Linked DNA regions of Homo sapiens: region 2 is linked to region 1. The links are chromatin contacts, found by Hi-C or POLR2A ChIA-PET in ENCODE. All regions are on one chromosome and are shown on one strand. The core of a region is the stretch at or near the end of the contact, and the rest is flanking DNA. Distances in the headings are between cores, read along the strand shown. Region 1 has its middle 32 kb from the start of IYD. Region 2 overlaps PPP1R14C (protein phosphatase 1 regulatory inhibitor subunit 14C).

Region 1 (7,955 bases), core at 2,376-4,875:
GTGCATGAGTCGATAGTGTGCATGAGGTGAATGTGTAACAGTTGATAGTGTGTGTGAGTCGATAGTGTGCCAGTTGATAGCATGCACTAGTCAATTGTGTGCACGAGTTGATAGTGTGTGTGAGTCAATAGTGTGTAAGAGTTGATCGTGTGTACAAGTTGATAGTGTGTGTGAGTTGATAGTGTGCGCGAGTTGATAGTGCGTGAGTTGATAGTGTGTATGAGTTGATAGTTTGTGCCAGGTGATAGTGGGTGAGTTGATAGTGTGCACGAGTTGATAGTGTGCACGTGATAGTGTGTGCACGAGTTGACAGTGTGTGAGTTGATAGTGTGTCAGTTGATAGCATGTGAGTTGATAGTGTGTGCATGAGTTGCTAGTGCACGAGTTGATTGAGTTGATAGTATGCAAGTTGATAGTGTGCACGAGTTGGTATTGTGTGCAAGTTGATAGTGTGCACGAGTTGATAGTTGCAGGTTGATAGTGTGTGCACGAGTTAACAGTGTGCAAGTTGATAGTGTGTGCATGAGTTGCTAGTGCGCGAGTTGATTGAGTTGATAGTGTGCAAGTTGATAGTGTGCACAATTTGATATTGTGCGCGAGTTGATAGTGTGCACGAGTTGATAATGCGTGCGAGTTGATAGTGTGTGCGAATTGATAGGGTGCATGAGTCAGGCTACTCTGATTACTGGCTTTGCCTGCACTGCCTGTTGCGGTGGCCACGCCCACCTTGCCTTTGGTGATTGAGTGTTGCCATTTGGCTTCTGCCATCCTGAGATCCAATTACTCTCATTGCCTTGAGATCTTCAAATTGTGTGACTGGGGTCCCACTGTAAGTTCTGATCTACAGAGAAGACCAGTCCCAGCACTCTTCAGGGACACTCCAAGGACTGTCATCACCGGTTTATTTTTTAAAGCATTTGCCACAGGTATGTCTTCTGGCTCCTCCCAGTGGAGGTGAGCAGGTCTTTAATGGCAAATCCACTCTGACATTCCAATCTTCCTAAACCCTGGAATCCCATCCCCTACCTTAAATCAAGGGAGATGGGACATTTTCAGTTTGCTCATGGCGGGCCATTTTTTGACCCACATTTCAGTCAATCAACCCAGCAAACTGTTAGAGCCCTTTCCCTCTCCCTGTGTGCAACACTGCACGCAGAATCTCTGTTTGGTGGGCCCACACCAATACAGTTGGCCGGATCCAACTTGATGTTCCTTCTACCATTATCCCATACCCTTGATATCCCTCCCTGCACACTCTCCCTGGGTTTCTGTCTGTATAAATTGGAAACATAAAGTAGTTTTTTGCAGTGTAGTGCGCTCCTCACAAGCCACACGTCGACCCTCACCTTTAGGAACCTGCTGGAACTTGAGTCTGGTCATAGGTCTAGAAGCAAACAGGGGTGAGGGGGGCGGGTTCTGAGGAGAATCAGCATTGCCTTGCATGGCAACTGCCTCAGGGGAGGCCATTCACATTTCCTCTGGCCATGCAAGGTGAAACCCCTCGTAGGGATGTAGAAAGGCTGGTATCACTGCTGGGTAGGAAGGCCACATCTCCCGGGTTGGGGACAGCGCTTCTGCTGGGGCTTGCAAAGGCCACTTTTGCTGATGGTTGCGAGGTCTCTTTCACTGGCAGAAAAGACTCATCAGAATTTAGGGTCTCAGTGTCCCCAGCTTCATCAGGGTCTTCCCACACATCTCTGATCCAACGGACAGGATTCTATTCTGTCTTAATCAATGCCCTCACTTTACCAGTCATAGTAACGCAGCCAGTCTCAGTCTATGGCCTTCTTGTATTTATTATGGTGATTTTTTTTCTGTGTGTCTGGTTGTAGGGGGATTTTCACATTGAAAGCCAAAGGGGCACAGCACAGTCTCTGTCCTTGAGCTGCACCCACTTAACCAAAGTCCTGCCAGGCAGGCCTCTACTCCAGGTCTTCTGACTGCCACGTTCATATTGTTTTCACTCTTCACGGTAGCCAGGGATCCCACAGCCAAGGCCTGGGGGAGCACCTGACTAGTCGGTCGGGAAAGACACAGCCCCAAAGAGAAAAACCCAGGAGAGAAATTAGAGGGGAAAGGTGTGATCATGTCAGGATTTGATGGCTACACTGTGGTTCCTCTTGGTGACCAAGACCTCAATTCCACGAGCATTTGCCAAACACCTTTTAGGGCAGGTAGGTTCCATTCCTATACTGCCATCAATCCATAGGAACACAAGGATGAGAAGAGATAGTCCTGCCTCAGGGGTTTCCTATCTGTCAGGGAAGGTAGGTGCACAAATAGCCATACTTCTACGGTTCATGTTAATCTTCCTTTATGCAAATCTTCAGAATACAGTGTGGTTGTTTAGATAGAATCTAATAGGACCATGTAGGATCTATTGTCTAATAGGTAATTGTGTCATGGAAAAATAAAATGTATTAATTCAACATTTCATGGAAACTTTGCAGCAGCTTCAATTGGTCCTGTTTGTACCTCTCACCCCACCTTGTGGCCATTTATCTGAGTTGCAAGGTCAGTTCTTGGGTGAATCCTCTTGGAAAATGAATTTGCAGATCTAAATGTATCTTGAAATGTTACCAAACGTCTCAGAGAATGACAGCCTAACTGTTGAATGGGACATCTTTTGTACTTTGGAGCCCTGGAAACTTCTCAGTACATTTTGTCTGGCTGTTTTTTGAAACTGAAAAATATTACCTTTTCGCTTAGGTGGTTTTCATGAGTTGATTTCTAAAGAGGAAAGGATCTTTTAAGTGTTTTTTCCAGCCATGTTTTGTTAGACCAAGACAACCAGAGAGACAGAGAGAGAAAGAAAGAGAGGAAGAGAGAGAAGAAAGGTGAGGAGAGGAGAGGGGAAGAAAGAGAAAAATTAATAAAATACAAACAGTAAAACAACAACAACAACAAAAGCAAAACCAACTATTTTTGAAAGCACTAAATCTTAAATAGCACAAAAGTAAGATATTTTGTTCCAAATATATGAAGGCATTATATATGGCTATCCCATCTATCAAGTGCTGTATAGTTTTATGATCAAGACGTATTTATTAAGTAGCCTTTTTTTCCTACTAGGCATGGTGCAAAGTGAGTTAAGCAGATTAATTCCAAAGGCTTAAAGTAGCAACACCATTATTAAAAGTTACTATTATTCCAGAAGGAAAAATAAAATAGGAAAAATTAGCAGTTTGTTATTAGGTGTAAATAGTGATAACAAGAACTCAAATACTTGTTGGTGTCAAGAGATCGGGAATGGGAACCTTCAGTCTTCAGCCATGATCTTCATCAATTGGTTTTCCCATTATATGAGATTACATTTTGACATTTTCCACTCCAAAGCAACTTTAAGTCCTGTCTTCCAACCAATTGCTGCTCCTAACTCTCTCCTATAGAAATTGTGGAGCCACCATCTCTAAACATCCTGCCTAACAGGACTTCTAGAAGTTCGCCAAAGGTCTCCTCAACCCCAGTTCAGTGATATAATTTTGGTTTCTGAAGAGTGTTGACATTTATGGATCGTCTGGTTGGAGAACTAAAGAAATTTCTGGCAAGTGGATACCACATTGACAAGGTGCTCATCAGCTGGGTGAGTGAGCCAGTTAATTACTCTAGTGTGACTCACAAGCCTGCCAGTCATTAAACAAAGCAGGCTGTTCATTGTGTTTAACTGCGAGATCTGCCAGACTCAACTCAAAAGGTGGTTTCCTTTAGCTGCAAACTGCGTGCAATTCAGATCTCTCATTCCCATGACCATAAGACTGCAGGCTAATGTGAGGTCAAAAAGTATTCAAAATATCTGGCGGAAATGCCTGGTTCATATTTAAAACAAAGGTTTAGTAAAAAGAAAAGATGAAAATGATTTGAAAGGGACTAATTACAATAACCACAAATGAACCAAATAACAAGTCAAAAATTTAGCAAGAAGTCCCTGAATAGCTACTTCCCTGAGTGGCTAAGATGGCAGGTTTAAAGAGATGTAATGTGGAAGATTATTTTAATGCCCAGGAGAAAACATATATTTCATTCATAGATAATAGATATAAAATCTAAATCAGATGGGCTCACAGAGAGAAGAACAGAGAGGTAAGGAAAAAGGAGGCAGTGGAGCACATTCGTTCACTCATTCATTCATTCATTCATTCAGCATTTATTTATCGAGTGCCTAAATCTATTCATTCATTCAGCTCAGCATTCATTTGAGTGCAGGTACTCACCTAGGCAAGAATGATACCAAAGCCAGAGAGTCTGTGTTTATGGAGCTTCAGCCTAGATGGAGGCAAGAACATGAATAGTGTCAGCTGGGACCATGGCTACTAGGAGAGGTAGCTGTGCCGTATAATATTTTTAAAAGGAACAAATAGGCACAGAAAGGCTCCTGAGAAAGTGACACTTGGGTTGAAAGGGGTTAATTCCTAGACAAGAGGAGAAGAGTCCTGCAGGTAGTGGGAACAGCATGAGGAAAGGCCCTGTGGCACGAGGAGCCCGGTGAGTACAAGGGCCTGTGAAAGAGCAGTGTGGCTGCGGCGCAGGCTGTGAGCTGGTAGGACCTGGAAGATGCAGGGCTCTGAGGGCCGTGTCGGGAGTGAATCGGTAACATGCTCTGTTCCCCTGCTCCTCTCAGAAAGTAAGTAGATCTCCTGCTTAGAGGAATGTGACAAGGCAGAAAAGAACTGCAAGGCTCCTCTGGCTTTGGTTTTCATAAAAAAAAGTGTTAGTGGGTGCCTAGTGTAGTGGCTCACGCCTGTAATCCCAGCACTTTGGGAGGCCGAGGTGGGCAGATGCCTTTGAGTCCAGGAGTTTGAGACCAGCCTGGCCAAAATGGTGAAACCCTGTCCGCCAAAAAATACAAAAATAAGCCAGGCATTGTGGCTCATGCTTGTAGTTCCGGCTACTACGGAGGCTCAGGTGGGAGGATCACTTGAGCCCAGGAGCTGGAGGTTGCAGTGAGCCGAGATCACACCACTGCACTCCAGCCTGGGTGAGAGAGCGAGACCCTGTCTCAAAAATAAAAATAAAAATAAAATAAAATAAAATAAAATAAAATGTGTTAGGGGAATGCAAGGGACTCCCAATTCAGGAAAAATGTTTAGAAGGTCTCCTTCCATTAAACTTGAAAGAGTTCCCTGGGGGCTGAGGAAGGAAGAGGAAGGTGAGGAAAGGGGTGGATGTGGGTGCAGAGGATCCCACTGAGAGGGTTCCTGCTCTCCACTCTTCCTAGAGAACCCAGGGTGGTCAGGGGGCTTAGGTGGGAGTGGGGAAGGCCCACGGGAAGGTCAGGCAGCTGGGGCCTTGGGCAGCCTCACAACATGGCTAAGGGGCATCAGAAAGAGCCACTGAGCCTGGCAGACCATGTGGTCCCATTGGGGCAGGATGAGGGATGTTTCAGCAGTGACCCAGGAGGACCCGTGACAATCTGGGCCTCTGTCTGGACCCCTCCCCATACACATCATGGGAGACCCCTAGACTGTAGATCCAGTCCCAGGGAAGGCAGAATCGGGTGCGTGAAATTTACAGATTAACTGGGATGTGATTCTTGCAAATGCAACCATACCGAGATAACAGAGAGGAAAGGAGGTGGGGGAAGAGAGACCTTTTATTTCTGCACTTCTATAAGCATAGACTACCTCTGGAAAGATAGGCAAAAATCACTGGCTGTGGTTGTCTTTGGTGAGGGAATACGTGACAAGGGAGATAAACTTTGGCTCTTTGTCCTTTTGAGTTTTGTGACACACGTACCACTTACTTATTTTCAAAAATGTGAGCAATGTTGAAAATCCTAACACTAGATAGAGATGAATTTGTTTATTTTTTGTGGGGTTTTCAATTTGCTTTAGCAGACGAGAAAACTTAGAATCTAGTGCTTTTACCAAGGGGCTCCAACTCGCCTTAGTCGGGGGACTGCAAGTACATATGACTTCAGGAAAAATCTGTGCCACCTGCCTTGTGTAATATATTATTGTGTCTTTGTACTTACATAGATCAGTAAGCTATTTCTGATTCTTTCAGTAGAGCACGTGGGATGAAACTTAAATAAGAATAGGCCGCATTTGGTGGCTCATGCCTGTAATCTCAGCATGGGAGGCCGAGGTGGGCAGATCACTTGAGGTCAAGAGTTCAAGACCAGTCTGGCCAACATAGTGAAACCCCATCTTTACTAAAAATACAAAAAAAATAGCCTGGCGTGGTGGCACAGGCCTGTAATCTCAGTCCCTCAGGAGCCTGAGACATGAGAATTGCTTGAACCCGGGAGGTGGAAGTTGCGGTGAGCCAAGATCGTGTCACTGCACTCAAGCCTGGGTGACAGAGTGAGACTCTGTTTCAAAAAAAAAAAAAAAAGAATAGTACTTAAACTTCTTTTTTAAAAGTTCAATAAGAAAAAGTTCCTGAGTCATTCTAGGTAAGTCAATGCAGTTATATTCCTAGTAATAGTAAAGGATGTTGGGAGATTTTATTGGCTTGCATGTTACTCCTACTCCAGTTATGATGGTATTTTCTCATTCTATTTCCGACTGTGCTTTAAATTTTTAGAAAGAGGTAGAGGATTCTCATTTATATGTATTCTTTCTCATTTCTAAATTGACACCTCCATATGTATGGTACAGGTTGTATGTTTCATTTGCGACAATTATTTAATTATACAGTTTTCACATTTTTCAGTTAAAAGAGAATACAAGAAAGCAGACGTGAATGGAAAATGCTGACAAACATCTGTGGCATCGGGAGTAGAATTCTGTGATGCCAACCTTTAAAGAAGGTGCCAGAACTGTGCATCCCTAATCTGGGAAGGACACATTTCTTGCTCTGGAGTTAGCAACAGCGATGTTGCAGTGACTCAACATATAGTTGCTGACTGATCAGTGGCATCTTCCGAAGAGATTAGTTGAATTTATTTCTTAAGAATGAAGTCTCAAATGATTTTTCTTTTCTTTTCTTTTTTTAGTACAATGGACCTTTATCTCAGAGTTTAAATTTATTTGCAAGTGATCTGAAAAGTCCAAGGTATGTAGCAACATAGACTGGCTTGTGGCTAGGCATTGGGTGTGCTTTAACGCTGGTGTGCAGGAACAATCCTGTGGCCAGTGAATGAGCCTAGCTGGCTGCTAGCGTGTCCATTGCTACTGGAGTGATCTGTTCTCTATTTATTTCCCCATTTACGATAATTATCCATAATGGTCCAAAGAGATCGCTTTGCCTTTTTCCATTAGGCTTACCATATTTGATGAAGAAAATCATACTCTATAAGTGGAACTTGCTATTTGGAATTCCTCAAAGGGTCAAGGATCCACTGGTATGTCTTTGAATGAGACACGGAGGAGGGGACCTTAAGTTCCTTTCGCTTATAAATTAAGTATACCTATCGCTGAATGCCTCTCCATTCATATGTTGAATAAATGTAGCTGTATTTGGGCTGGGCATGGTGTCTCACACCTGTAATTCCAGCATTTGAGAGGCCAAGAAGGAAGGATTGCTAGAGATCAGGAGTTCAAGACCAGCCTGGACAACTTAGTGAGACTTCGTTGCTTGGTTAACTAAGGTTAGTGAGACCTTAAATTTTAAGACAATTAAAAAATATTAGCCCAGCATGGTGGCATGTGCCTGTAGTCCCAGCTACTTGGGAGGCTGAAGCAGGAGGATTGCTTCAGCCCAGGAATTTGAGGTGGCAGTGAGCGATGATCGTGCCTTTGTTTTTAACCCCATCAATTTCAATTTAATTCATTTAATATCTTTCTTTCCCTCTGTCTTGTCTTTTTTTTTTTTTTTTTTTTTGAGGCAGGGTCTCACTCTGTCACCCAGGCTGGAGTACAGTGGCATGATTATAGCTCACTGCAACCTCAGACTCCTGGATTCAAGTGGTCTTCCTGCGTCAGACTCCTGAGCAGCTAGGACTACAGGTAAGTGCCACCATGCCTAGCTAAGTTTTTAAATTTTTTGTAGAGATGGGATCTTGCTATATTTCC
Region 2 (7,955 bases), core at 3,064-5,563, 150 kb before region 1:
CTCTGCGCTTAGCCTTCTTGTTTCTAAACATAGTAAGATGCCTTTGTCCTTCCCCTTAATTGTACTTGCTGCAGAGCTAAGCTGTTAGGTTTGCTTTGAGTGTGTGTGAGCCATCTTTTTGACAAACATAGCATACTTTTTGTGTATATGTGTTAAGATCTTTCATTAAATGTGACTTGATTTATTTATGATTTTGATCTACGACAGGTTTTCTTTTTCATTGCTTCTCAAATTTGCCTTGAAATAGAATTACTTACTGCAGTAAATGATTTGCAGTATGTTTATCCCCTTCTTCTTCGTCCGTAGCAGCTGCTAGTTGAAGTGGGAAATAGGATTCAGTGGTGGAATAAGAATTAGTTTTTTTTGGATATGCCAAATTTCAAATTGACTATATAGCTAACTAACTTGTGTGTAAAGGATATTTAAAAGCCATAAAACTTAATCTTGTCATTTGACTAAATTCAGCCATTTTCATGAAATTGGTATGCATTTATAATTTTCATGTTATGGTCAGCAGAACAGCTTTAGTCTGTGTAGTGGTCATGGGCATGCACTCTGTATCCAGACCTGCCGGCTTTGAATCTGGCCTCCCTATTTCCAAGCTGTGTACCGTGAGACAAATTATTCAACCTCTCTGTTTTAATTGCCTCAGGCTGCTATAACAAAATACCATAGCCTGGGTAGCTTGAACAATATAGATGTGTTTCTCACAGTTCTGGAGGCTGGGAAGTCCAAGGTTAGGATGCCAGTAGATTGGGTATTTGGTGAGGGCCTACTTTCTGGTTTGCAGATGGCTGTCATCTTGCTGTATCCTCACATGGAAAGATAGAGATCATCCATTCATGAGGCCTCCACTCTCATGACCTAATAACCTCCCAAAGGTCTCACGTCCTAATGTCATCACTATGGGGGTTAGGGCTTCACTATGTGAATTTTGGGGGACACAAACACTCAGTCCATAGTAGCACTCTCTATTTGCTTAACTATAAAATGGGGATAATAAAGACATGGACCTACCTTATAACGTTATTGTGAAGATTAAATGAGATAATACATGTGAGGTGCACAGTATAGTGGCTGTTACCAAGTAGGTACAATAGCCAGCCATGCTTTGCTTAGTGATGGGGATATGTTCTGAGAAATGCATCCTTAGGTGACTTTGTTGATGTGTGAACATCATAGAGTGAACTACACACGCCTAGATGGTACAGCCTACGACACACCTAGGTTCTATGGCACAGCCTATTACTCCTAGGCTACAAACCTGTGCATGTGACCATCCTGAATACTGTAGGCAGTTGTAACACAATAGAAGCAATTGTATATCTAAACACATCTACACACAGAAAAAGTGCAGTAAAAATATGGTATTTTAATCTTATGGGACCACTGCTGTATATGTGGTCCACTGTTGGTGGAAATATTATTATGCTGGAAATCCATAAATATCCACTTGGCACAAATAGTACAAATATTCTGTTGTTTTTTTAATTCTATCTTTCATGATTGCTATGGCAAATTAGACTTTTCATATTTGAAGGGGATTTTTTTTTTTTTAGTGAGTTATCTCGGACTGTTAGCAAGCAATTCTGGCTGATGTTAGTCATAAAGTTTACTTGAATTTTCTTTAGTACAATCATCCCTGAAATTATAAAGAGGAAATGAGTTGGTCAAAACGGGTATGTAAATTCAACTTTATTGCTCCACCTGTACAAAAAGGAAGTAGAATAAAAAATAAACATATTTTGTGTTAGGACTTCAGGGAAATTCAGTGTTCAGAAAAATGCTTCCAAATGTCGTAGTACAGAGAAAGTTATTATGAACCTGGTTAACATCTGACTGCGGGTTCTACCAAGTCACCAAACTGGGACATTTCTTTTTTTTTTTGAGACGCAGTCTCACTCTGTCACCCAGGCTGGAGTGCAAAGGTGCGATCTCGGCTCACTGCAACCTCCACTGTCCGAGTTTAAGCGATTCTCCTGCCTCAGCCTCCCAAGTAGCTGGGATTACAGGCGCCTGCCACTGCACCTGGCTAGTTTTTTGTATTTTTAGTAGAGATGGGGTTTCACCACCTTGGCCAGGCTGGTCTTGAACTCCTGACCTCGTGATCCACCCAGCCTCCCAAAATGCTGGGATTACAGGCGTGAGCCACCGTGCCCGGCCCAAACTGGGACATTTCTTAAGATGAGCAAGTGAAACAAAAGTTTCAGTGGTTTATATAGAATCTCATGTTGATGTATATTTATAAGCATGTTTATTTTAAACATCTGAGAGAAACAGCAGAGACTTGCTATGGTGTAACGCTTACTTTCCGACAGTTCACATATTTCCCAAGTTTTAAGGAGTTCCTATTGATGGTAGGTGAGTGATTCTTTTGGTTTTTGAAGAAGGATTAGTTGTGACAACCCCGTGAGCTAATCAGGCAAGTTGAATGTTATTTTATTCTCTGTCATAGATTCAGAAGTTAATATGTGGGTTCCTTAGCAACTAATTTGCAGGTGTAGTCACACATCCAAGTGCGCGTGGAGAACGAGTATCCCAGGTAGGATGTGATGAGAGCATAGGAGGGACTCAGCCTGTGACCAATCATGTCTTTGTGCTTTTAAGGCACAAATGGAGCATGGAGGGGCCGTCTCCATCATACCACCTCCTCTTGCTCCTAGGCGAGCCTAACTTCCTTTGGAAGGGGATATCCAGCCACCTCCTGGTAGATAGTATCTGGCACGACAGTCATATGCTGCACAGGTGTGTGGACTAGGAGCAATAGGCCATACCCTACAGCCTAGGCATGGAGTAGGTTGTACCATCTAGATTGTGTAAGTTCACTCTGTGATGTTTGCACAATGACAGAATCACCTATGGATGCATTTCTCAGAACATATCCCTTTTGTCCCCTCCCCCACCCCATCCTCTTCATGGCCACATGTTGTGTTTTGTCGTTACTATACCTATATCTTGGAGACAGCACTTTTTAAGCATATTTTGGACTTCTCTCTGCCAAAAATGCGGACAAGTGGCCTCTCTTTTGCCCTCAGTGGGTCCTTACTCCCAGTCTGTCTAGTTTCTCCCCTTGATTGAAAGCCTCCTTGAGAGCAGCCACCGCATGATTTTGTTTACTGTTGTGTCCTGGAGTGTAAGACACAGTGCCTTACACAGGGCTGGTGCCCAGAAAGATTTGTGAATGAGTTGGTGAATGAATGAAATTATCTATTTGAACAAACCAAAGCTGGACACACATGGGTAGCCGTATAGCCTGGCTGAGATATGCTTGATCATGAAGTTATGGCTTTATTCATCTGTTGGCAGTGGGATTGACTAATTCTCCCTTCACTCCCTCATGCCCATGGTTGGGCAGCCAGGACCTTCTCACCTAAACATACCATCTGTTGTTGGCTCCTGGCTATCACATTTAGTTACAGGTCTTTCCCCCTTTTAATTTCCGGCTGTTATTAACTATCCTCTATTTCTGATGTAGTAGCATTCTCACTTCCTGCTTTTCAGTTTGACTGGGTTGCAACGGGTCCATTATTTACTCAACTTCTTTCTTTATCGATTTCCTCATCTATAACATGTCAACAATGGTATTGCCTCTCTTACAGGGTAGTTGTGAGGATGAAGGGGTTAAATGCAGGTGAAACCCTTAGAGAAGTGCCTAGCAGTAGTCAGCCTGACACCGACCATGTCTCATGAAAGTCACACAGACCTGCAAGGCTCCTGCAATCTGCCCTTTACTCTTTGCCCTTCCCAGCTACCTCATCGATTTCCTGACTGCTCGTCTTGCCATGGGGACCATCCTTGCATTAACCACAGGAATTTCCAGCAACAGTCCACTACCATATTCCTAGCACTGAGCATAGAGTCTGACAGATGATGTGTGTGATTGGAAGATGCTGTGTTTCTGCCTACCCTTGGCTGCTGGGTGCAGGGCTCAGGGCTCCACAGAGTGAAGGCTACCTCTGCATAATAGCTCTGCGGCCTCCCTGTCTGTATTAGGAAGCTGATGATCATTTATTATTCCAGCAAGCAGTGACAAATCAGCTCTGTGTGTCGGTGAGGATAGGCGAGGCTATGTTACACTCAGGAGTGACCCAAACTTTCAGTGGCTTAAACCGAGCAAGTCATATTCTCACTCGTGCTGTGTAGCTTATATTGGCTGATGTAGGGGTTCTACCCTCACCATCACTCAGGGACCTAGGCTGCTGAGGCTCTGTGTAGACACATGTGGCCATGACTAGCAAGGCAGGCAAGGGTCAGGCGTGGCACCTATCGGCTCCTAAAGCCTCTACCAGGAAGTGCACACATCACTTCACATCAGAGTTCACTGGGCAAAGCAAGTCCCTTAGTCACACCCAACTTCAGAGGGGCAGCAAAGCCCAGCCCTACCCTGTCGCTGGAAGGAGGCCACCAGAATATTCGTGCCTGGTCTTTGATGCTCCCGTGACCAAGGATGGGTTTGCGATAAATGGAGTGGGGCCCCACTGTTCTCAGGGCTTCTAAAAAGGAATGCCCCTTGCCACATCTCCACCCTCAGTTCCGATAATTAATTGTTTTATTTAATCAGGGAGAAAAGACATTAATTCCAGGAAGCTTAGCAAACAGGCGGTTCCTCTAGGTATGGTCTTCAAAAGCCCTCAGGAGCAATTTTCCCATCCACTTTGAAGGATATAATTCCACTGTTGGTCTGAAGAGCAAATGCCCTGCGTAATTTAGAGCTGGGCCTCAGAGGGGAGTGTGTTACCGGACAGTCCCCTCAGCAAACTCAGTTATTCCACTGGGCTTTTGCTGAGCCCTGCTGTGTGTTTGGACTTTATGTGACCTTCAATACTGACTGATCCATAGGCTTGTCATTGCATAGGTGAGCTCCACATCCTGTCAACTTGATTTTGACAATCTGAAGCTGGAAAAGCTTTGGGGAGCAGCGCCTCTGCACACTGTGTCAGGACCTGGGCTTCCGGGGCTCCAGAGTGGTTGATAAACATCATGGCGGCTCAGAGAGGGAGAAGCCAACCAACAGTGTTTGCTAGAGGCCAAGGTGGGGTCAGGGCCTGAGGCGGGGGATGACCTGAAGCTGGGGACGGCCTGGACCAGTAGGTGGCTGACTCAAAGACTGAGCACTGAGAGCCTGGGGAAGAAAGGGGGAGAAAGTTCAGGAAATGGATACCAGCTGGGGGTGGCTGCTAAGAATGAGGCAAAGCTGGAGAAGTTGCTGGGGTCCAACCAGGAGGACCTTGTGGGCCAAGCCAGGGAGTCAGAATTTTCAGCTGAGTGAGGAGCCATGGAAGCAGTGGTGTGGGGTGGTCAGGTTTGACTTTTCTTTTAAGTTATGCTTGACTTAGTCTTTTTTTTTTTTGAGACGGAGTTTCACTCTTGTCGCCCAGGCTGGAGTGCAATGGTGCAATCTTGGCTCACTGCAACCTTCGCCTCCTGGGTTCAAGAGATTCTCCTGCGTCAGCCTCCTGGGTAGCTGGGATTATAGGCACCTGCCACCATGCCCAGCAAATTTTTGTATTTTTAGTAGAGACAAGATTTCATTCACCATGTTGGCCAGGCTGGTCTTGAACTCCTGACCTCAGGTGATCTGCCCACCTTGGCCTTTCTCTTTCTCTGTGTGTGTGTGTGTGTGTGTGTGTGTGTGTGTGTGTGTGTGTGTTTGCATGCTTTTAACTTCAACTTTTAAGTTCGGGGTATAAGTGAAGTTTTGTTATATATGTAAATTTTTGTTATGGGAGTTTGTTGTACAGATTATTTTGTCACCCAGGTATTAAGATGAGCACCCATTAGTTACTTTTTCCTGATCCTCTCCCTCCTCCCACCCTCTACCCTTAAGGCCCTAGTGTGTGTTGTTCTCCTCTGTGTGTCCATGTGTTCTCATCTTTTAGCTTCTACTTTTGGGAATGTGTGGTATTTGGTTTTCTGTTCCTGCATTAGTTTGCTAAGGTTAATGGCCTCCAACTCCATCCATGTTTCTGCAGAGGACATGATCTCTTTCTTTTTATGGCTGCGTAGTATTCTATGGTGTATATGTACCAACTTTTCTTTATCTAGTCTATCATTGATGGGCATTTAAGTTGATTCCATGTCTTTGCTAATGTGAATAGTGCTGCAGTGAACATACATGTGCACTGTCTTTATGATAGAACGATTTATATTTTTTGACTACAGGATCTTGACAAGATTTACATTCCTTGACCACAGTTAAATGGTACTTGACTTAGTCATTGTTTTTTATTTTTTACATGCTTTACTTCTTGGCATGATTTGTATTTCTACAACTGATTGGTTTTCACAATATTTGTTTTAATCCCAAAGATATATGTTACACCGAATAACCACATCACATTTAATCTGATCCTTTTCAATATTTTTTCACTCACACAGAAGACTCAACAATGTAAAAAAACTGAAGTAGAATATTATATTCTAACATAGTTTTAGTCACTGTTGGAGAAAGGTCTGTTTATTATCAGGGTTTCTTTATTTTATTGGGTGGTTGTTCTAATTTGTTGTTTTGTCAAAATTTAACCTTGTATTTATGTGCTTAAAACATTAAGGATCTCTAATTTAGAACAGATTAGTCTTCTGGATTAATTAGTCTTCTTCTAGATTTGCTGGTTTGATGGTGAAATAATGTATTTTCATGAATCTTCTTTTGGTAATAGCTTAATTAAATGATCAGACAAATGTTTATACAACACATTCTAAAATCATACATTTTGTTCAGAAGAGATTGAAGGTGAATTGGAATTTTAAAAAGACCCTTCTGTGCTCAGGGCATGCCTTCCTGATGGGCGGGTCCTGCGGAAGATTGATCGGTGTGGGAACAGAAGAACAGGAATTACCTTTTTTTTTTTTTTTTTTTTTTGAGACGGAGTCTCGCCCTATTGCCCAGGCTGGAGTGCAGTGAAGTAATCTCGGCTCACTGCAAGCTCTGCCTCCTGGGTTCATGCCATTCTCCTGCCTCAGCCTCCTGAGTAGCTGGGACTACAGGCGCCCACCACCACGCCCGGCTAATTTTTTGTGTTTTTAGTAGAGACAGGGTTTCACCATGTTAGCCAGGATGGTCTTGATCTCCTGACCTCATGATCCACCCGCCTAGGCCTCCCAAAGTGCTGAGATTATAGGTGTGAGCCACTGCGCCTGGCTAGGAATTACCTTCTTATGGGACATTTTTTCTTACAGGATTTTTTATTTTTTTATTTTTAATTTTTTAATTATTATTTATTTATTAATTTTTTAGACAGATTCTTGCTCTGTCACCCAGGCTGGAGTGCAATGGCATGATCTCGGCTCACTGCAACCTCTGCCTCCCAGGTTCAAGCAGTTCTCCTGCCTCAGCCTCCTGAGTAGCTGGGATCACAGGTGTGCGCCACCATGCCCGGCTAATTTTTGTATTTTTAGTAGAGACAGGATTTTGCCATTTTGGTCAGGCTGGTCTCAAACTCCTGACCTCAGGTGATCTGCCTGCTTCAGCATCTCAAAGTGCTGGGATTACAGGTGTGAGCCACCGCACCTGGCCCTTACAGGATGTTGTAATTAACCTTTGTTCACTCACTAAATTCCTCCTTCTTGTAAGTTCTTTTTTCTGGACAGCACTGAGATCAATCCGTGAGGGTCTGTGTACTCCCTTCTCCTCGAAAGCACCAGGTGAAGGGTGATGCATTTAAACTATTTGATAGCACTCTCCACCCCTCACACCCCATTTCTTAATCTATTTCTGTTGACACAGCGCCACCCCAGACAGGGATCATAATGCAATAGAGCAGATGTCAGTGTTCCTTCATGACTTGCTCTACATTCTAGTCCCATTTCTCAGGGCCACTGTTATTGGATTTGAGCGAGAGTCTAGCCTCTTGATTGGATAAGGAAGACACCTGGCTATCCTTGATTGCATTTGGAAAACATTCTGCTTTTTTTTTTTGTGGAAGATTGAGAAATACTCTAGTCTCATCTTCAAT

What was found. Hi-C counts contacts between places; a loop is a spot of excess contacts on that map. ChIA-PET counts read pairs that join two places held with the same protein, here RNA polymerase II (POLR2A). Pooled maps may share reads with other maps.
Region 2: a loop to region 1 is called in a map of K562, with 6 times the contacts of the local background. The contact joins two enhancer-like sites. A Hi-C loop is called at or near these places in 6 of 168 maps with a recorded cell type or tissue (K562, OCI-LY7, gastrocnemius medialis and 2 more) and 7 of 50 pooled maps. POLR2A ChIA-PET finds 5 or more read pairs at or near these places in 3 of 52 experiments (CD4-positive, alpha-beta T cell, PC-9 and activated CD4-positive, alpha-beta T cell).

Annotation. Positions count from the first base shown.
Region 1 is chr6:150,332,831-150,340,785 of GRCh38, forward strand. No RefSeq gene overlaps it. Among named protein-coding and RNA genes, the nearest start is that of IYD, 32 kb to the right of the region's middle. RefSeq lists a silencer at 2,343-2,637. Within about 2 kb of position 3,626, at least 3 of the 41 ENCODE cell types and tissues checked have a DNase peak (open chromatin) inside an H3K27ac peak, as active enhancers do.
Region 2 is chr6:150,181,643-150,189,597 of GRCh38, forward strand. The region is part of intron 1 of PPP1R14C (protein phosphatase 1 regulatory inhibitor subunit 14C); the gene reads left to right. Among named protein-coding and RNA genes, the nearest start is that of PPP1R14C, 43 kb to the left of the region's middle. Within about 2 kb of position 4,314, at least 5 of the 41 ENCODE cell types and tissues checked have a DNase peak (open chromatin) inside an H3K27ac peak, as active enhancers do.